Linked DNA regions of Homo sapiens: region 2 is linked to region 1. A link is a loop called in an ENCODE intact Hi-C map of the cell type or tissue named here. Cell type or tissue: K562. All regions are shown on one strand. Links, peaks and the distances in the headings refer to the core of each region. The heading gives the core; the rest is flanking DNA.

Evidence for each region. Peaks named below come from ENCODE experiments on the same cell type or tissue, not always from the same donor. Only the 100,000 strongest peaks of a DNase experiment are listed, where the experiment ranks them.
Region 2: a loop joins it to region 1, with 3 times the contacts of the local background. A loop is called at or near these places in 1 of 110 quality-filtered maps.

Annotation. Positions count from the first base shown.
Region 1 is chr10:91,098,909-91,109,874 of GRCh38, reverse strand. LOC105378429 (a long non-coding RNA gene) reads right to left here and starts at 6,735. Exons shown (of 3, transcript XR_946203.3): 1 at 6,523-6,735; 2 at 363-483. RefSeq lists an enhancer at 6,033-6,082. In K562, for the core only: a CTCF peak has its summit at 5,596; DNase peaks (open chromatin) are centred at 5,654, 5,954 and 6,294; H3K4me3 peaks cover 470 bases.
Region 2 is chr10:91,203,314-91,214,279 of GRCh38, reverse strand. It overlaps a transcript of PCGF5 not described here. Among named protein-coding and RNA genes, the nearest start is that of PCGF5, 12 kb to the left of the region's middle. In K562, for the core only: a CTCF peak has its summit at 5,456; no DNase peak of the experiment used is centred there.

The sequences.
Region 1 (10,966 bases), core at 3,730-7,729:
CATTAAATTATTATATAAAAAGTTAAGGAAGTATAATATAGAGAAACTTGCATTTCTGTAAAATTATTGAAGTATACCAAGCCATAATAATCAATCCCTTAGAAAAGCAGATTATAAAACTGTATATGCTTGTTATGAAAACACATGCATACACACACACACGTTCGCTTTAATGGAAAAAGCTTTGGGATTATGCAATAAGAGGTTATCAACGGTTCCCTGTATGGTTGGTGAGATTTCATCTTTTTGCACAAATGGATTTTCTAATTTTCTTCAATGAATATGCATTACTTATGAAATTAAAAATCCATTTCTAAAACCATTTTGTAGCACTTAAATGGCATTGTTAATTTAAAATATACCTTTATCCCAGTTCCATCTTTTGCATCAGGACATTGGCAGCCTGGTGCCCTGGAAGGCTTCCTATTTGCACAGTGGCACAGGAACAGCAGGTGCTGAGGCCTGTGTCTTAAGGTCCAGAGTCTGAAAGATAAAGGAGAGAGGACCTAGTGAAGAATCAATGAAGAGTGCCTCTTTATTCTGCAAATGGGGGAAATTGCATTGCTAGATTAAGCACTGACTGGATGTTCAAGATGCAAAACACAGGAACTGTTCCTGAAGAGCATCAGGCAGGAAAAGGAAATGCTAACCTGGGGAATGGTCTTCCAGGCAGGAAATCTATCTGGAAGAAATATAAAGTGTACAAGGGCATCCAGTCAGCATCTGTCACTCCTAGATTTTCTCCCATATCTCTCTTAATTACTCTGTCCCAATAGGACTGCCCCATTCCATGCACCTCCATGCCATTTCACACTTCTAGATCTCCACTTATACTTCTGCAAATACACACATGCACACACAGGCACACATGTGAGTCCATATAAACACATACTTGTATTTTCCTGTTGTTCAGATCCTGTTCATAGAAAAAGGGCAAAAAATGAGATACCATCTCACACCAGTTAGAATGGCAATCATTAAAAAGTCAGGAAACAACAGGTGCTGGAGAGGATGTGGAGAAATAGGAACACTTTTACACTGTTGGTGGGACTGTAAACTAGTTCAACCATTGTGGAAGTCAGTGTGGCGATTCCTCAGGGATCTAGAACTAGAAATACCATTTGACCCAGCCATCCCATTACTGGGTATATACCCAAAGGACTATAAATCATGCCGCTATAAAGACACATGCACACATATGTTTATTGCGGCTCTATTCACAATAGCAAAGACTTGGAACCAACCCAAATGTCCAACAACGATAGACTGGATTAAGAAAATGTGGCACATATACACCATGGAATACTATGCAGCCATAAAAAATGATGAGTTTATGTCCTTTGTAGGGACATGGATGAAATTGGAAATCATCATTCTCAGTAAACTATCGCAAGAAAAAAAACCCAAACACCGCATATTCTCACTCATAGGTGGGAATTGAACAATGAGAACACATGGACACAGGAAGGGGAACATCACACTCTGGGGACTGTTGTGGGGTGGGGGGAGGGGGAAGGGATAGCATTAGGAGATATACCTTATGCTAAATGACGAGTTAATGGGTGCAGCACACCAGCATGGCACATGTATACATAGGTAACTAACCTACACATTGTGCACATGTACCCTAAAACTTAAAGTATAATAATAATAAAATAAAAATAAAAAAAAAAGAAAAAGGGCAAACCTTCCAAGATCCAAGGACCTCCTACAGGCTAGGTTGGATTAGGTGGGGGATCTTCCTTGGGAAAGCTAAGGGCAGCATGGAAAGAGGGAGATTCCTAAATATGGTTGATCAGAAAATCAAAGGTCCGAGTCAGGGAAGGGATACCCCAGTAGCCCAGCCTAGGGAATGAGCCAAGGCCAAAACAGAAACTATAGATCCCAGGCCAGAAGCTAAGAAAATTGGGAAACTGACCAGAAAGAAACAAAGTGGGTGTGCAGATCAGTAAAGGACAAGTGCTTGAAGTCAGGCAAACCTGGACTTATCCGTGCTTCACCACTCCCTAGTGTGATCTTGGGAAAGTCTCCTCACCTCCCTAAGCCTTGGCTCCTCATCTGAAAAATGAGCTTGATTATACAACCTTACAGTGTTGTTGGGAAGATTCAATCAGGGGCAGACATGCATGTTAGTGTAGGCCTGGCTTAATAACAGGCTCAGCTGTGTGGCTCTAGCCTGACCATCTAGCTTCAATGCAATGGAGACTGCAATGGGAGTGGGGAACCCCAAGGGCATATCAAGTGGTGATGGGCCATGGCATTGCTACCCTGGGTGCCCTTTATGTAGAGAATTTAAAAGTAGTAATAAAATGAAATAAAAACTGTTGCTGTACAGGCAAGCTGAGAGCCAAATCATGAATGAACTCCCATTCCCAATTGCCACAAAAAGAATAAAATACCTAAAAATACAGCTAACAATGGAAGTGAAGGACCTCTTCAAGGAGAACTACAAACCACTGCTCAGAGAAATCAGAGATGACACAAACAAATGGAAAAACAGTCCATGCTCATGGATGGGAGAATCAATATCATGAAAATGGCCATACTGCCCAAAGCATTTTATAGATTCAATGCTATTCCCATTAAACCACCATTGACATTCTTCACAGAATCAGAAAAAAAAACATTTTAAAACTCACATGAAACCAAAAAAGAGCCTGAATAGCCAAGGCAATCCTAAGCAAAAAGAACAAAGCTGGAGGCATCATGCTACCCAACTTCAAACTACACTACAAAACTACAGTAACCCAAACAGCATGGTACTGGTACAAGGACACACACATAGACCAATGGAACAGAATAGAGAACCAGAAACAAGATTGCACACCTACAATCATCTGATCTTTGACAAACCTGACAAAAACAAGCAATGGAGAAAGGATTCCCTGTTTAATAAATGGTGCTGGGAGAACTGGCTAGCCATACACAGAAAATTGAAACTGGACCCCTTCCTTACACCATATACAAAAATCAACTCAAGATGGATTAAAGACTTAAATGCAAAACCCAAAACTATAAAAATCCTAGAAGAAATCTAGGCAGTACCATTCAGGACATAGACACAGGCAAGGAATTCATAACAAAGATGCCAAAAGCAATTGAAACAAAAGCAAAAATTGACAAATGGGGATCTAATTAAACTAAAGAGCTTCTGCACACCAAAAGAAACTATCATTGGAATGAACAGACAACCTACAGAAGGTCTAATATCCAACATCTACAAGGAACTTAAATTTACAAGAAAAACCCAAACAACACTACTAAAAAAAAAAAAAGTGGGCAAAGGACGTAACAGATACTTCTCAAAAGAAGACATACATGCGGCCAACAAACATATGAAAAAAACCTCAATATCATTGATCATTAGAGAAATGCAAATCAAAACCACAATGAGATACCATCTCACACCAGTCAGAAAGGCTATTACTAAAAAGTCAAAAAACAACAGATGGCTGGTGAGGTTCTGGTGAAAAAGCAACACTTTTACACAATTGGGAGTGTAAATTAGTTCAACTATTGTGGAAGATAGTGTGGCGATTCCTCAAAGACCTAGAGGAAGAAATACCATTTGACCCAGCAATACCATTACTGGGTATATACCCAAAAGAATATAAATCATTTCATTATAAAGACATACGCACATGTATTCACAATAGCAAAGACATGGAATCAACCTAAGTGCCCATCAATAATAGACTGGATAAAGAAAATGTGGTACATATACACCATGGACTACTATGCAGCTGTAAAAAGGAACAAGACAGTGTCAGTTGCAGGGACATGGTTGGAGCTGGAAGCCATTATCGTTCGCAAACTAACGCAGGAACGGAAAACCAAACACTACATGTTCTCACCTATAAGTGGGAGCTGAACAATGAGAACACATGGACAAATGGGAGGAACAACACACTCTGGACACTGGGGCCTGTCAAAGGGTTGGTGAGGAGAGCGAGCACCAGGAAGAATAGCTAATGAATGCTGGGCCTAATACCTAGATAATCTGTGCAGCAAACCACCATAGCACACATTTACCTATGTAACATACCTGCACATCCTGCACATTTACCCCTGAACTTAAAATAAAAATTGGAAATCAAAAAGAAGAAGAAGAAGGAGAAGGGAGAAGAAGAAAAGTGTTGTTGCAACCAGCAATTCTAAACAATGTCAGTGCTAACACTCCTCCCTGCTAGGGAGCTGCTCCACTCCCACACCCCCTCTCACTCCTACCCCAGCCTATAGAATACTCTGGCCTGAAGAATCAGCAAAGGAAACAGCCACCACCAGATTCTCATCTCTTTCCCAAATGGGCTGCTGCTCCTCTGAGTGGAGGGAGGACACTACACCTTCTCCCTCCCTGCACAGGGCCAGCACTGCAGAGGTGCCCCCTGACTTCAGAGTTTTCAGGGTCTCAGTTCCTCTTCCCTCTTGGCCAAGTTCATCTATTCTGCCTGCAGCACCTCGTCATTCTTCCACACTGGGCGGGCAGGCCTTGGTCCACACTCACAGGTACCACATGGGAGACCATTTCTGGGAAACTGGGGGCTCTAAATTTCTCCAGAGAAGAAGCCTCAGACAAAATCCTGGGGGAAGGGCAGGGAGAACTTCAGCAGAAAGGCTCTGATCTCAAAGATGTTATTATTTTGTTTCAGGTGCCCCTCTCTCTTCCTCTCCTCTGTTAACACACCCACACACCTGGTCTACCATGCCTCACTATTAAAGATACCAAGAATTAGAGTCGGCTTGTGAATTATTCTTCCTTCTCATTCGAAAGCATTGGGAGGGAAACAAATAGTGCCGGCCCTGTGCAGGGAGGGAGAAGGTGTAGTTTCCTCTCTCCACTCAGAGGAGCGGCAGCCCATTTGGGAAAGAGATGAGAATCTGGTGGTGGCCGTTTCCTCTGCTAATTCTTCAGGCCAGAGTATGCTATAGGCTGGGGTAGGAGTGAGAGGGGGTGTGGGAGTGGAGCAGCTCCCTAGCAGGGAGGAGTGTTAGCACAAAGAATAATTCACAAGCCGACTTTAATTCTTGGTATCTTTAATAGTGAGGCATGGTCTAGACTGGGTGTGTGGGTGTGTCAACAGAGGAGAGGAAGAGAGAGGGGCACCTGAAACAAAATAGTAACATCTCCTTTGAGATCAGAGCCTTTCTGCTGAAGTTCTCCCTGCCTTTCCCCCAGGATTTTGTCTGAGGCTTCTTCTCTGGAGAAATTTGGAGCCCCCAGTTTCCTAGAAATGGTCTCCCATGTGGTACCTGCGAGTGTGGACCAAGGGCTGCCCGCCCAGTGTGGAAGAATGACGAGGTGCTACAGGCAGAACAGATGAACTTGGCCAAGAGGGAAGAGGAACTGAGACCCTGAAAACATTGAAGTCAGGGGTCACAAGCTCAGACACGTAAACTAAATAAAGCTGGCTGGTGTCAGAGGGAAAATACTATAGAATCTTTCCTATTTGTTTAGAAATTCTGGCTCTTTCAATGTAGCATTGCATTTTCCCACTTACGGTGGGAATATGGGTCCAGATAAATATTTCTATGCGCGTGTTAGGAAAACAAAACTCTTGGCTTCTGTACTGTGGATCCAAATCCCCAGGGTGGGGAGGCGCTGTGTAGCTCAGAGCAGGCTTGTCCCGAGCGAAGTGTGGGTGGCTGCTGCTGGGCTCTGATCCCTGCAGGAATGGGGGTGAACTGAAGCCAGCACTCCTGATTTGATGAGGGAACCTAGCAGTCTGGACTGTCATGGGAACTCTTCTAATATTTGAATGTTGGTTCAATTAAAAACAAGAGCACAGCATTGGAGACCAAAGAAAATACACCAGATGTGGCCCTTAGGCCACTCTTTTTTGAAGTCTGCATCAAACAAAGTTTCTCCTTTGTTCCCCAAGGGAGGTAAGATAACAATTTCCTGTGTAGGCTGAGCCGTCCTAGAGTGCAGTGGTGCGGACACCTCTCCCTCACCAGGGCTGGTCATACCCCACAGCTGCTCTTGTGAGATAATAAACGCATACAGTCCCCTGGGCAGTTCCTAAGGAGAAGTCCAAGGCTGCAAATGGTTCTGCCATTTCATGCATCCCTTCCACTTCTCCCTAGTTGAAAATTCTTCTTGTCCTGAAGGTACTCATGGCCAAAGGCAGCTCCAGCATTTCTATTTAGAAAGGATTTAGGGCTGACAATCTGGTTGCATGGAAGGTGGAACTTGAAGCTGCCTTTACACAGTGCTTTATAATACTGATTGAGAAAAGGCTGTAAATTGTCCTTATCACACTATGAAGAGAAAGCTGCCTGAGGCCCTCATAATATCTCCATCTCCCCGGTGGAAACATTCTTAGCATGCGATCAGAGACACAGCTGTTCCCACAAGGGCATCAATAAATGAGCAGGCTTTATTGTGGTATCTTTTTCTCAAGAATAGTTGTATCCTTGCAATTCTTTTAAGCCAAATGAATTCATCTTTATTAGTGAAATGCTGCTCAGGGCACTCTGTTTAAATCCTTTTAGGATTAAATACAAAGACCGGAGATCACTCACCAAGCCAGTTGGATCCAGCCTCTGCTTGCCTTGCCGCTCCGACCTCACACAGCTCATCCTTCCCTTTCATTGAGTGGTTTTTAGTTTCTTGAAGGTGTGACACTTTCTCCTTTTAGTGTCCCTTGATTTAGCTGGCTCCTGCCATCGTTCAGGCCACTTGAGATGTCACTTGCTCTAGATTGTCCTCCCTGCCCCTCCACCCTCTGCCTTGGGGCTAGATGCCCTTCCTCCATGCCCTTTCAATCATACCCTCTGATTGTGTTACTGATTGTGATCCTACTGCTCTGATTGTGATCCTACTGCACTGTTCAGCCTGCTGCAAGACAGGTTGCTCCAAGAAGCAGAAACAGAGTCATAGTCAGGAGCAGAAAAGATTGAGGAGAGATTCTGAAAAGAAAAGAGGAGCGCATCCATGTTCTAGGGCTGCCACAACAGATCACTATCACCTTGGTGGCTGAAAACAATAAAATTGATTATCTTGAAGTTCTAGAGGCATTCAGGTTCAGATGTCCATTATCAAGGTATCAGTAGGGCTGCATTTCCTCCAAAGGCTGGGGGTGGGGTGGAGAATCTCTTCCTTTCACTTCTGGCCGCTCCAGGCACTCTTTAGCTTGTGGCTGCATCACTCCAGTCTCTGCTTAGGTGGTCGCATGGCTTTTTCCTCTTCTCTGTGTCTTTTTCCTCTGTGTGTTTATCTTATTAGAATACACGTGATTACATTTAGGGCTCACCTGGGTAATCCAGGATGGTTTCCTCATCTCAAAATCCTCAACTTAATCACATCTGTAAAGAATACCCTTTTCTGAAATAAGGTTATATTCACAGGTTCCAGAAATTAGGATGCAGACATATCTTTTTAGGGGGAGCATTGTTCAGTCTGGTGGAGGGAGGCAACTAGAAACAGCTGCCAGACCATGCGGCAGATCGCTGCCGACCAACAGGGATCTCTGGAGTAGACTACACACTAGAGCTTTGGATGGAATTGGCCAGGCCTTGCTCTGCCTTTGGCTAGGGGCTACCGTGAAAACAGAATCAACTCTGAAGAAGCTAAAAGCTACCAGCCAATGACAGTCCTTAAAACCCAGCTTTTTTTTTTTGAAGGGGGATCTGAGCAGCACATCTCTGCCACATTTCTGCCACAGTCCATCCCTTAAACTGTGCAAGGGGCAGTTTTCCAAGGCTCTGGTGGGCCCTTCTTCCTAAGGGAAAACCTATAAGAAGGAGGGACAAACTGCAGCCCCTCATTGCTGCAGTTGGTCTTGGGGCTACAACCATGCTCACTGTCCCCTCTTTCACCAACCATTCTAAATTCTCTTTGCCCTCAGCTACTACCTTTTCTGGTCTGGGTAGCCTACCCAGTGGTGAGCCCCAGACTCTGAGCCCCTGGTAACTATACCTATTTTAGACCAGCATTGCTGCTTTTGTCCATTCATAGTCACAACTGGTCGAGGGAGTACTAAGAGGTCCCCTGGTCCATCAGGAATATCGGTTCTACACATATTGCCCATTCTAGTTGAATGTGAACTGTTTCTGATGGCCTTTTCTATTGGGGATTGAAAAGCATGCATTTGCCAAATTGGTGGTTGGGTACCATAAACCCAAGGCCATATTTATCTGCTCCCACAATGGCACTATGTTGGACACAGCAGATATGATCAAGGTCATTGCTTGGTTGTACTTGTGGTAGTCTTCAGTCATTTTCTAGGATCCATTCAGTTTCTGAAAGGACCAGACTAGGGAATTCAATGGAGATATGACAGGGACCACCATCCCTGCATCCTTGCCTCTTTAATCTCTACTATTCCCCCAGGGTGTAATACTGTTTTTGATTTACTTATCGTAGCCAGCAATTTCTGAGCCCTACACTTGGCCTTCTCCATTATGACAACTCTTGTCTAAAAGCCAAGGACCTAGTGAGGGAGTTACATCAACTGCCAAGTATAATAATACCAATAATACATTTTTGGACAGGAAAAATGACCCCTGTATGGGCCCATGGACCAGTGGACTCACTATAAACCATTCTTTGGCCAGGAATCTATTTATTGCCTAACATCCATGTCCTCCGCTTCTCACAGGAGCCCATGATCATGCTTCAGGTCTTTACGTATCAATGATGATTCAGACCCTGCCTCCAACAGCTGTTGGAAGGTTTGGCTATTTTTCTTTTCTCAGTGTAAAGTCAATCAAGTCAATGGCAATAGGTTCCTTTGGAGAAGGACACTGGGAATCATCACAGTGTGCACTTGCCAAGGTATTGTAGGGTTCTTCCCCTTGCAGACCTAGTCACCTGGTCACCTAGTCTCCTTGCAGACCTAGCCAACAGGTTTTGAATCTGAAAATCAGCTCAGGCCTGGAAATTTGGCAAAGTTATTATTACTTTTTATTGAGGCAATTGCCCTCAGCCTCCTGCTAACCCATTCTTCCTCTCTTCTGATTACATATATAACATGTATGTAATATATGTCAAACATATGACAAACAGCACTCTTGCTGGCTGTCTAGTTTGTCCCTAAGAATGCTAAGTTCTATTCACCGTCTCCATCTATAGGTTAGGCCCTCTTGACTGCCACTCTGTTCTTATTGTTTTTTATGATAATTACAATCTCCTGGCTTCTGGCAGTTAAGTACCACCACCTGGTGTCAAATTGCTTTGGGAGCACCCAAGAGCCCCACTGTCATCAGAAAGCCAAGTTCTGTGACAGACTCTTCTATTGTCAGCCCTGGCCCCACATTCCTGATGGCCTTGGTAAATGGTGTGTCCTCTGATTGGCTTTCTGGCCTCTCCTAATACACCCATTCCTGCAATCCTACCTCCCCGAGCCTTTTAACCACTTCCCCTATGTCTTCCATGGCAAGCAGGCATTTCAATCTCTCAGTGGGGGCCACCACTTTCTCTAGGCTTCTAGGAGGTACCCTAGCAGCAAGTTCGCAGAAGCAAGTTTGCATCATTTCCTGGGGTGTTAAATCCTGTATCTCAACAAAGTGACCCCAAGTAAAAAAAAACAAAAACAAAAAGCAACTCTCCTTTATCCAGACTTATGTTGCAGCCATCTTGATCAAGCACCCTGATCCCTGATGGCTCACTCTGATGCCATCTTGCAGCTCATTTGTGCCATGGTCACTTTACTCCTTATCAGGCCCAGCATATTCCTGGTTCAGATGTGTTGTGATGTGTGCTGATGTCCAGGAGTGGAGGAGGGAGCCACCTGTTGCCTTTTAGGGGAAAGCCCCTTGTATCATCTTTTTACACAAGGAATGTGCTAGCTCTTAATTGAGAAGGGTGAGCCACCCCTACAGGTTCAGAAGGTTCAGAGGAATCTAGGAATGTTTCAGTCCCATGTGTTAGAGTCCCAGCTGTTGCCAACTGGGGCCCTGACTTTGGTCTAACAGCCCTGCTTTTGTTGAGCATTCAAATGTCTTTGAAATTCAGTAGCTCTATTAAATCCTGTGTTTCATCTTCAGCTTTTGCTGCTCACTCACAGTCATAGATTCTTTGTAGAAACTCTTTGCACACTTAGTTTCAGTGGTTTCTTAAGTATTCTCAGCTTTTCTTTATCCTCCAGTAGGGCATCAATGTAACTTAGTAATAATCAGCAAATTCTATTATTTTCGTACATAGAGATTCCCCTACATTCTAATGCTTGAAACAATGCATTCCTCTTTTCCTACATGCCATCCTGGTCTACCATTGGTGAACCTTTTAAATAACTGGACCTCCATCTCATGCCATGGGCTGTCTGTACACTACCTACCACCAGGCATGATGTCCTTAAAACCAGCGAAGTGGTGAGTGATCTAGTTCCCAAGTCTTTATCTTACCACATCATTTCTCAAACCTTTCTTGGTACCAACTGTTGCAAGTTGGGTGCAGTGCAGTTCTCAGCTCACTGCAACCTCTGCCCCAAGCTCAAGTAATCCTCCGTAATCCTCCTGCCTCAGCCTCCCAAGTATCTGAGACTACAGGAGTACTCCACTACACCCAGCTAAAATTTTTTTTGTAGAAATGGGGTTTCACCATGTTGTCCAGGCTGGTCTTGAACTCCTGGGCTCAAGTGATCCACCTGCCTCAGCCTCCCAATGTGCTTGGATTACAGGTGTGAGCCACTGCACCCAGCCAACAATGAGTTTTTTTTAAAGTATGTCTTTCTCATGCCATATTTGGGACACAATTATAGTAAAAAACATTCATTGTTTATCTGCAATGCAAATTTAACTGGGTGCTCTGTGTTTTTATTTGCTAAATCTGGCAACTCTAGCTGGGGGTCACTCCAAGATGTACATGCTCTTAGATACCACTGCTTTGCCCAGCCATTGTCTAGGAGTCACTGTAAGAATAGTGTGGTCTTGGCTTGAAAGCCAGGGTAGACCCAAAAGTGCTAAGTACTGGGGGCTGTCAGCTAGCCACACTCTTGATAGCTGGGCAGCAAGTACTTTCTTGAAG
Region 2 (10,966 bases), core at 3,073-7,072, 110 kb before region 1:
CCCAGGCCAGAATGCAGTGGTGCAATCACGCCTCATTGCAGCCTCAACCTCCCAGGCTCAAGTGATCCTCCCACCTCAACCTCCAGAGTAGCTGGGACCATGGGTACATACCACCATGCTCAGATAATTTTTGTATTTTTTGTAGTGACAAGATTTCACCATGTTTCCCAGGCTGGTCTTGAACTTCTGGGCTCAAGCAATCCACCCACCTTGGCCTCCCAAAATGCTGGGATTACAGATATGAGCCACCATGCCTGGCCTTTTCCTCTTCTTATAAGGACATGAGTCTTACTGAATTAAGAGCCCAAACTGATTATACCTTCAAAGAATATGACCTTTCCAAATAAGGTCATATTCACAGGTAGCAGAGGCTAAGACTTCACCAGTTCTTTTTGAGAGACTCAATTCAACCCATAGCAGGCATTTAGAATAAATCTGTTTAATGTTTAACATGTAGTACATAACACTTAATGTGGCACATTAAAATAATGAAGTGGCTGGGCATGGTGGCTCACGCCTGTAATCCCAGTACTTTGGGAGGCCGAGGTGGGGACCTCTCTGAGGTCGGGAGTTTGAGACCAGCCTGACCAACATGGAGAAACCCCATCTCTACTAAAAATACAAAAAAGAAAAAAAAAAAGAAAAAAAAAAGCCTGGTGTGGTGGTGCATGCCTATAATCCCAGCTACTCGGGAGGCTGAGGCAGGAGAATCGCTTGAACCTGGGAGGCGGAGGTTGCAGTGAGCCAAGATCACGCCATTGCACTCCAGCCTGGGCAACAAGAGCAAAACTTCATCTTAAAAAAAAATTTTTTTTAATGAAATAAAATAATGAAGTTAATGAACAAAGTACAGAAACATACTTATAATATCTGACACAGAACTAATTTGTGCTACTTGTAGCCAAATAGAGGTTACTTATGCATACGTATATACAAATACATACAGATATATCCACACATATGTAGAGTATATTTTAAGGACTGCACAGACTAAGAAATAGATGTGTTCCTTCAAATATTAGTCATACTTTTGATTCATCTCTCTTACATTTTCTAAAACACAAATAGAATTAATACTAATTAATAACTATTCATGCCAGTAAATGCATGGCATTATATTTGGAGTGCTAAACAAGAAACTATTAGCATTTACAAGCTTTGACCCTTGAAAACACTTAAACTGCACATAAGAACACTCTCTATACCAGATATGGAAACATCTATAATATTCAGAATAAGATACAGACGAGCAGCGCTTAGGAAGTATAACTTATTGTGATTAAAATGTGAGTGTAATATTATCCTTTGAAGATGGTATTTCTTCATATAGTATAACACATATGCTGTACAATTTTTCATAGTTTCTACCATGAAGATGAGTCTGAAGCACAACTTATTCAGATCTTTACAAAGAGAGGAGACATCAAGCTTAATAAAAATCCAAACGTCCCAATAGATGAATTAAACTTACTTCCAGCTAAGAAAAAAATCTTAAGATTAAAGAAAAACTTTAAGCAAGGGTATTAAAACAGAACTCTTGTTTTTATAGAGAGCTGCCTTCCATTTTCTTACCTACCCAAAGTGTGAACACAACAAACAGAATTAGTGGGCATGCGTTATAGAAGTTAGGCTGTACAATTCTTCTAGGGATATTCATAGTTATTTTCCACTTTGATTTATTCAGATTCAATTCTCTATCTCATTCCTGTCAGTAGAGTAGCCTCTGAGTATACAATATAAAATATTAATCAAGAAAAAAAAGCAAACCAAACTTCCAGCTACTTCTGGTCAAATAATTCATTTCCTCTAACTGACCAGAATAAGAGTTCTCTGTGACTATTAAGAGACACTCCAAATTACTCTGATCTAATTATTTCTCAATGGCTTTTAAGCATGTTCATCAAATCTGTGAAATGGGGATGTAGTGAAAACAGAATGGCCTCATGCAACACAATATTTCATGTATCTTCCCGTGCCTTCTTGAACAGTGTGGAAATTATGGTGACACCTCTAACACCTCATTTTCAACTGCATGAAGGCAAAAAGCAACTCTACAAAGCTTTCTCAAGCTTCAATTAACCTATTTCTGAGTATCAGCTTTATGTCTCTCCCTTGCCTAATAACTAACAATGGAATGAGCTCTTCCAAGTACACAGTATTTTGCTAAGCATTTTATATCATTATTGTTTCATTTATTATTTATAGCAATCCTGTAAGATAAATAAAATCATTGTCCTCATCTTATAAATGAGGAAACCATGGTACAGAGAGTTTGTGCAACAACCAGTATCACACCGCTCCTGACAATGGAGGCAGGAGTGGAACCTTGTGGTGCAGCTCCTGAACCATTCTAGTGCTGCTCAACCACCTTCCAGACCACTTTGCTCTGCAGCACTGCAACACCTCTGGGGCCTGGTTCCAGATAAGCTCTATAACCTTGTCTCCACTCTTTCCAAGACAAAGCCTCTACTTTAACAACTCGACCAGGCTTCTCACTATCCCTTGAACACAGTGTGAATGCCAACCTCTAGCTTCTGCTTACACTGAGCCCTACTAACTGGAATGCTCTCCCTCCTCCTCCTCTTCCTCTTCTTCACTATTCAGTTGCAATTCTACATCTTCCTAAACTGTTCATTCTTCCAGCCTTTCTACCTCATAGGAATCTCTCTTCCTATGAAGATAGAAGAACTGCTGGAGACCCATGAACCTGATACCTAAGTTGGTTTTGGGTCAGTACTGACGTTTCACATTTATGCAGATCAGGTCCGATAGTAAATGACCTGAAGGCAGGGACAAGTATGGCCCCTGCAAAGGTCTGGGAACCTGGCAGGAGTTCAACAAATGCTGGATAAATTTACAATAACCTCTATAGCAATACAGTAAGAGTAACACAGCACACTGTCATGGAGAAACACTCTAAGAAATCATTTCAAGACTTTCAGACATTAAAGGCACCACCTAACTTTCCAGAATATTCTTTAACTTAACAACTAATCCCCCCAGCTAATCACATCAACAAAGTATGCATTTCTGTGTCTGGATATAGCCAAGTCAGTATTGTATACATGTGCATAAACAGCCAGGGACTGACATTCAAGCAATGTTCAAACATAGCATTGGAAATCTAATGAGGAATTTAAGTTTGCTGTAATCAAAATAATGCTTGCAAAAAGCTGATAAGATGGGAAATAAAAATAAAATGCACTCCATTACCATTCCTTTTTGCTTTGGACCACTTATTTAACAAATGCCTCCTGGTACCTAATGCATGGTAAACACTGCTTTAGGCACTGTAAAGGATGCTACTATAGTCCTTCTGGGTTTTTGTGTGAAGCAGCTCACCTGTCTGATAATTCTTCGTGTCTGAAAAAATGAGATATTCTTCTACATTTAAATGAGAGAATAGGTGAAACTTGCTCTCCTACTTACTACTATCTCCAGAATACATACACATTTTTGAGATGTTACAGTGATTTGAGTTAGAACTGGAAACATTTCTGATTTTCAGTGATTATTTTTAAATGTAGCTCACAGGACAGAGAAAGGGAGAGACCAAACAACAGAAAGCAGGTGTGGTCTTAATTGGTACCAGGTGTCTAGCACTAGAGGCACTGAAACAGCCTTTCTGCTTTCCACCAGGTGTTGGCACCCAGCCATGACAAAGCCCTTGAATACTGTGCTAGTGGCCTCCACAGACCACAGGTTCTGCTGGCCCTGTGCTTCTATAGCAACCACTGAACCTCTGTGGGCCAATGATCTCTTACCAAGCTAAGCCAGTTATCCAGTTTGACATTAGAGATCTTCAGGTGGCATCCTCTAACAAAGATGACTTAAAAGGTACCACCTTGTGTATCTTACTAGATTTGCAGGTTAGCATTTAGAAGTAATGAGTAATGTTTTCACAGTGTGGCTACGTTAAACACCCTTCTATAACATATACATAATTGAGAGATGGGGAATAAAATTCATACTAACTCCACATCGTTCAATGAACACAAGTGTGTGCTGTGACCAGGAAGCACAAGAGCTGTAGCACTCTCTGGCAGAAAAAGGATCTCAAGCAGCAGGTGGACTGTTTGCTATAAGGGGAAGGGCATCCAAATCTCCCAGCAGACAGGTGGGGGCCCATCCCTCTAGGAAGAAGGAAGCGTTAAGGGAGAGCAGTGGGGCATATGAAGTTGCAAATCATTTATATGTTAGAAATTGCCCAAGCTTTATAGATTGTCTAATGCTATGATCTGCTATCCATCTAAATGCCAGAAGTGGCAAAAGACACAAATGGTAGAGATTAAAAGGAACAAATAAACAACAAACAAAAACACCCATTTGGGAATCTCAATTTCCACATGTCAATCTCATTGAGTTGACACGTGCATATTGGTTCCACATTCATTCATTCATTCCCTAATGCCCATTGATAGCTACTAAACTGGGAGACTCTACTCCTATCAGCAGATATCCTCCAATTCCTTTCTTCGTTTTTCTTTTTTTTTTTTTTTTTTTCTTTTTTTTTCTTCGAGACGGAGTCTCGCTCTGTTGCCCAGGTCGGACTGCGGACTGCAGTGGCGCAATCTCGGCTCACTGCAAGCTCCGCTTCCCGGGTTCACGCCATTCTCCTGCCTCAGCCTCCCGAGTAGCTGGGACTACAGGCGCCCGCCACCGCGCCCGGCTAATTTTTTGTATTTTTAGTAGAGACGGGGTTTCACCTTGTTAGCCAGGATGGTCTCGATCTCCTGACCTCATGATCCACCCGCCTCGGCCTCCCAAAGTGCTGGGATTACAGGCGTGAGCCACCGCGCCCGGCCTCCTTTTTCTTTTTAATCTAATTTTTTTTGTAAAGACAAAGCCTCACTATGCTGTCCAGGCTGGTTTCAAACTCCTGGTCTCAAATGATCCTCCTACCTTAGCCTCCCAAAAGTTCTGGGATTACAGGTGTGTGCCACTGTGCCCAGCCCCATCCTCTGACTTCTGACAGATGTCTAAAGAGGAAGTCCCTCACTTGTAAAGTTCTCTTCTTCTACAAGGAAGATTCCATCAATTAACATAATTAATAGACTAAGGGAAAATATTAGTCAGGTAACAGATGAGTAAATGAAATTATGTCAGAAAAAAGGATTAATGATAAAATGTAAACACATTAAACAAAGTTACTAAGCAACACAAAATACTATGTATATTTGGAATTCTGAATAAATGAATTGAATGTAACAGTAACAAACTACAAATGGCCAGAGTGCCAACAACAATCTGCCTATAAATTACTTCTAAAGGGAAAAAAAGTATTTGACCAAAAGCCACTGAAACCTACCAATGGCAGAAAGCTCACACTCCTGTAGAGCAAGAAAAATGAGAATTTTCTTTTTGATTAGGAGAGTTTAAACTGCCTAACTTCCCTTGGTACCAATAAAGTTTGGTTTGACTAACAGAAAACCAGTAGAGACACATCCAACACTGAAGGTGTCACTATTTCCCATGGTCCCAGAAACCAGGAACTGAAGCCAGCTCCCTGAAAGTTCAGGATTTCAAGAGAAATGCAAAATAAGCATGAGTGTGAGGCCAGCATTCCTCATTATCATGATTTCTGGGACTCAAGCAGGTGGGGTACACATCCTCTCTCCCCTATGCCTACCAGAGTTCATATATTTTCCAAGAGATCATTCTCTTCCATGATAATGAGGTGAATTTTTCATACTAATACAGGGAGAGCAATGTGTTTTGGCTCTTTCCAATGAGCCCATAGATGCCTACAGCTTTGTTACTTCAGCCAGGGTCCACAGATCAGCCAGCATCAGCAGGGATCTTGTTAGGAATGCAGAATCTGGGCCCTCAGGTGATTCATACACAATTAAAATTGAAGTGGCACTGTGAATGGACTAAAAATGTCTCTTACTCCCGGATTAGGTATTTCTCTCCCCAGATGCCAAGGATCAGTGCAGTTAGGCCAACTCTAGGACAATCTGAGCATCAAAATGAGCAAGAGGAATGGATCATACACACTGAATTTAAAGAAAATAATCCATGAGTCCATATTTACAACAAGCAAGCAAATAAACAAATGGGAGGAAAAGAAGAATCCTTCTTTTCAAGAGAATGTCAACTTATGTAAGGAATGAAAGAATTATAAAATCACTATTTTATAACCATGTTATTAATTGATTCAGGCAAGAATCTCCAGGGATCCTAAAACTATTAAGAAAAAATTGCTGGGTAGAGGATATTTACATAGTTGTACAGTGTCTCTCGACAGAGATAGTCTAATTTCATGTAATTAAAATTGATACTATAAATTTATGAATTACAAAGGGGAAAAGGTACCCCTACAATGGAGCAATCCATTGGATGCTACCTAAACAGTGATTGCATCTAACAGCACTAATAATGGGATAATCTGACATTATGTACCTGCTGAGATGATGCTCTTAGGAGGATACATTATCACCTATGTAATGTTTCTGCCCAAAATGTCTATCCTGACTATAATCATTTGGAAACATAAAATAAGTCCACATTGAGGGCCATTTTACAAAACAAATGGCCTACACTTTTTGAAAATATTAATGTCATGAAAGACAAAGAAAAATTGAGAAAGATTAAAGAAATTTGATAACTAAATACAGTGTGTGATTTTAGACTGTTTACTGAATTGGGACTTCATTATTGTTACGGTTATAAAGGATATCATTGGGACAGGTCTGCACATTAGATACTATTATAACAATGCCATATTTCCTGAATATAGTAACTGTATGTCCTTTCTTAGGTGATACAACCTGAAGTATTTAGAGGTAAAGGGTCATGTCTGCAACTATTCTTAAATGGTTCATTGAAAATTGTAGTAACATGTATATACAGAGATAAAGCAAATGGGGCAAAATGTTAAACAGTGAATCTAAGTGAGAGATATACGGATGTTCATTGAAAGATTTTGGCAACTTTTCTGTAGATTTTGAATTTCTCAAGAAGCTGAAAGTAGAAAAAATGTGTAAGATCAAAAGTAATGCAATGACAAATGGCTCATCTCACAACTCTCTAGTAGAAGAATACTACCACCAGCTGCACATCCCTCACCAAAGTGGTCTTAAACTTAAATAAAAGTAAATGATAGGCTGAAAAAATTCCTCTTTAAAAGGTTTTTAGGAAAAGGGTCTTTCTATGCTAAAAGCCCCTTCTTAGAAAATGCACCTCCTAATTCCTTCTACAGTGGGCGAGGCTATGTTCTCAGCACAGGAAATATAGCACTGAACCAGACAAAGCCCCTGTTCTCACGGACCTTGCATCCTAGAAGGAAATAGGCAATAAACAAATAAATAAGGTCATGTAGTGATCAGTGCTGTAAAGAAAAATAAAACCAAGAGGGACTCTGGGGCAGTGCTATTTAAAATAGGGAGGTGAGAGAAGGATTTAGTTAGGTGACATTTAGCACAGATCTGAATGAGGTAAGGGACTAAACTGTGCAGGTAACTGGGGGAAGAGCGTACCAGGCAGAGAATACACAATGTAAGGCAAAGGCATGGAGGCAGGATCATGCTTAGGTGCAGATAGCAACAGAGAAAGCACAGGAAAGGAAGTCAGAGACCATGCAGTCCCCCACAGGCTGTTACTGAGACTTCACCCTTTACTCTAAGCTGACTGCTGCCTCCTACCATTTCTACCTACCCAGTGTTCTTGCTCCAGACTGGCAACTATGCAGTTGCATAATGAAGGGACCACTGTGGGGAAATGCAGCCAAGTGTACTCTCCTAAGTGCACTGAGGCTCCATGCAGGCTTTCCCTATCTGCTAGTTTCATCCCAGGTGATATCTTCCTCATACTCTGCCTAATTCCTTTCTCCCTCCCACTCTCTTTTAATCCTCATTCAAAGGCATCAGAAATTGTCTCTTTGGTTTTTGAGATTAAAAAAAAAGTGGCTTATCATGGCTGACATGTTGAAGAGTCTTATTTATAACATCTAGTGCTTGTTTTCACAGAAGTCACCATCCTTTCCAAATGTTACATCTGTACCTACCTTTCCATTCTCCTTTAATCAAACCTGCTTTTTCTCCGAGTTCTGCTGTTCAGCTCCTTGACGGCAGGAGCTACCCTGTTCATTCTTTCATTCCTAGTGGCAAGCACAGACTTTGGCACATAGTAGTTCTCCGATAAATATTTGTGGCACTATTTTATAAATAAAAGATTAAAAAGCCAATTTATTGTTAGGCTGTTGCCAAAATTTGCCCAAATGTTGGTATACCATGTCTTTTAGTTTTTTTGTTTGTTTTTTGACAGAGTCGCGGTCCGTCACCCAGGTCGGAGTGCAGTGGTGTGATCTCAGCTCACTGAAACCTGTGCCTCCCGGGTTCAAGCAATTCTCCCACCTCAGCCTCCCGTGTTCAAGCAATTCTCCCACCTCAGCCTCCCAAGTAGCTGGGATTACAAGCATCCACCACCGTGCCTGGCTACTTTTTGTATTTTTAGCAGAGATAGGGTTTTGCCATGTTGGCCAGGCTGGTCTCAAACTCCTGACCAACAAATGACCACAAGTGATCCACCTGCCTCGGCCTCCCAAAGTGCTGGAATTACAGGGGTGAGCCACCACGCCCAGCCTCAGTTTTATTAACTGTAAATATACTGTCAATGATTCTGATGTGGTCCGATGCAGGGCAAGGAATCTGGCATAAAGTAGAAACTCTCTAGGTGTTTGATGGATAGAGGAATAGTTCAATGGACAAACACAGATTAGATAGGACTTGTGTGGCCTGGCCTGAGAAACTCATCATTTATAATGTTTACAACATTGTTTCTTCAGGAAAAATGTACTTTGAGCTTGGCTCAGTTTATGAATGAACGCTGGAATATACCCTTGTCACTTAAAATACTAATATCTAGGTCTATGGGTGTGTTTTTATTCACAGATTATCTGTGAAGGATTTAGAGTGCCACGTCTGACCTGGGGAAGGGTGGAAGATAATTTGCTCCATGTTAGCTGGGCCGTGTGTGTGTGTGTGTGTGTCCAGTCATTTAGAAACCCAGAAAAAAGAAAAATCGTTCCATAATAGCCTTTCAAAATATTTGGGAACAATTGCGCTCAAGGCTGGATGACAGGGAAAATCAAAGAAATGAAGATTTTGCCCAACTTAGTGACTCTAGTGAGAGAGATAAATATATTTTATGCATTTAAAATAACTGTATTTACATATCTAATCTCACTGGACCATAAGAATTAGCAACCTAAACTGTGTTACATATAACTTAGTTTACTCATAAAATTTTAAAAAATTGTTTATGTAGATAAAAATTACAAATTTGCTAGATAGTTTACAGATATATTTCAATTTAAATATAGCTATGTATTCCAAATTTTAAGAAACATTATTTCTGGTATTTTATGAGAAAGAAGTTAAAACTTGAACATCAAGGAAATCTTTCACCATTGTGCCCAGATAAAGGCATTTATTACATTTCTTGATCTTGGTGACCTACACAGAATCAAAACAATACCCAAAGTACTCATTTTCACAAAAGACAGTGAGGCAGTGAAAGGAGGAAGAAATCTGAAGAAGAGAGAGAAAAAGGGCAGGACGTGGCAATAATGAGTTGGCAGTGGGGAACTTTTGTTATGTACAACTATTTTTATCCTCAGAGCTCTCCTTCTTTGCATTTTCTGGGTTCTCATGTTTATCATCTTCCAAGACTTGAGAACCAAACATTTGTCTGGAAAGGAATGGCTCTACCATTTCATATCCACTTATTCTGTGTTTTAGTAACTTCCAAACAGGCTGTTTGTGAAAATGTGCCTGGAACACAATAGTAAATAAAATAGACCTGGCCTGGTCATCATAGAGTCTGCATTCTAGAAGAATTAAATTAATATCTATGAAGTAAATATTAGTTAAAAGTATATAAGACAGTTACTTGAGTGCAATCATCTAACAAAAGGAGGAAAGACTAATGTAAGGGTTTTTTTTTAAATGAAAACCTTAATTCAGATTAAGGTTTAATTAAAACCTAATCCAATAAGTTCAATTTATTATCCAATGCTGGAATCCCATCTAAGACATCCCTAACAGCCCTCTTCCCTATTGCAAAGCTTGTCAGAATATTTTATGAGGAGTAAAGAGTAGACATAAACTTATGCAAATTAAACATTATATTCATAATTCTAAAAGTTTAATCTTTATAAAAGCAAATCACTATTCAAAAACATGTTCTCTAAATGTTATCACTACCTTATCTGTAGTTCTGGTTACAGATATTAGAACATTTTTATGATTTTGTGGTGTCATGCTTCACAAACTCAACAATAAACATCAAATAGTTGTACAATCACTTATGAAAACTGCATAAAAGTGTTAAATTAGCTTACACTGACATAACGCTCATTTCAGAAATGTGGGCCTGACTGAAATCATTAGGTTCACAAAAATTAAACAGCCTAAAACAATCAGGTTTAAAACTTTTAAATATATACACTTGTTTTTGTTGTTGACAAATTTCCTATATTAAAAGAATAAAGGATCTATAAAATTTATTTCAATTTCAAATTTACAATGGAAATGAAAAATGTTAAGAGAACGGAGAAAACAATAGGAAAGAAAATTTCCATTAATATAGGTAATTGGTTTATCAGGATGTAGTTTTCAAGAAATTAAAAACATGAGTCTTGTACAAATATATATTAAGCATATGTCAAAAATTTATTTTAACTCAGCAGGATGGCACATCTGGTTCAATGTAATACAGGAAAGACTGAAGTGTATACAGTCAATGAAATACAGAATACTGAAATAAGATTGCTAATTTAGAAATAAAACTAGTTACTATCCTATAGGGCAATAAAACTATAACCTTTGGGGTTATCTTCTTTATCAGACAGAAGTCATTTGCAGGGGATCAATCTACAAATTAACATCTAACTTCATAGAATCTGGATCCTAATAAAAAGTAAGTTAAACAAAGGAACACTTTCCTAGAGAATTACATGATCCTT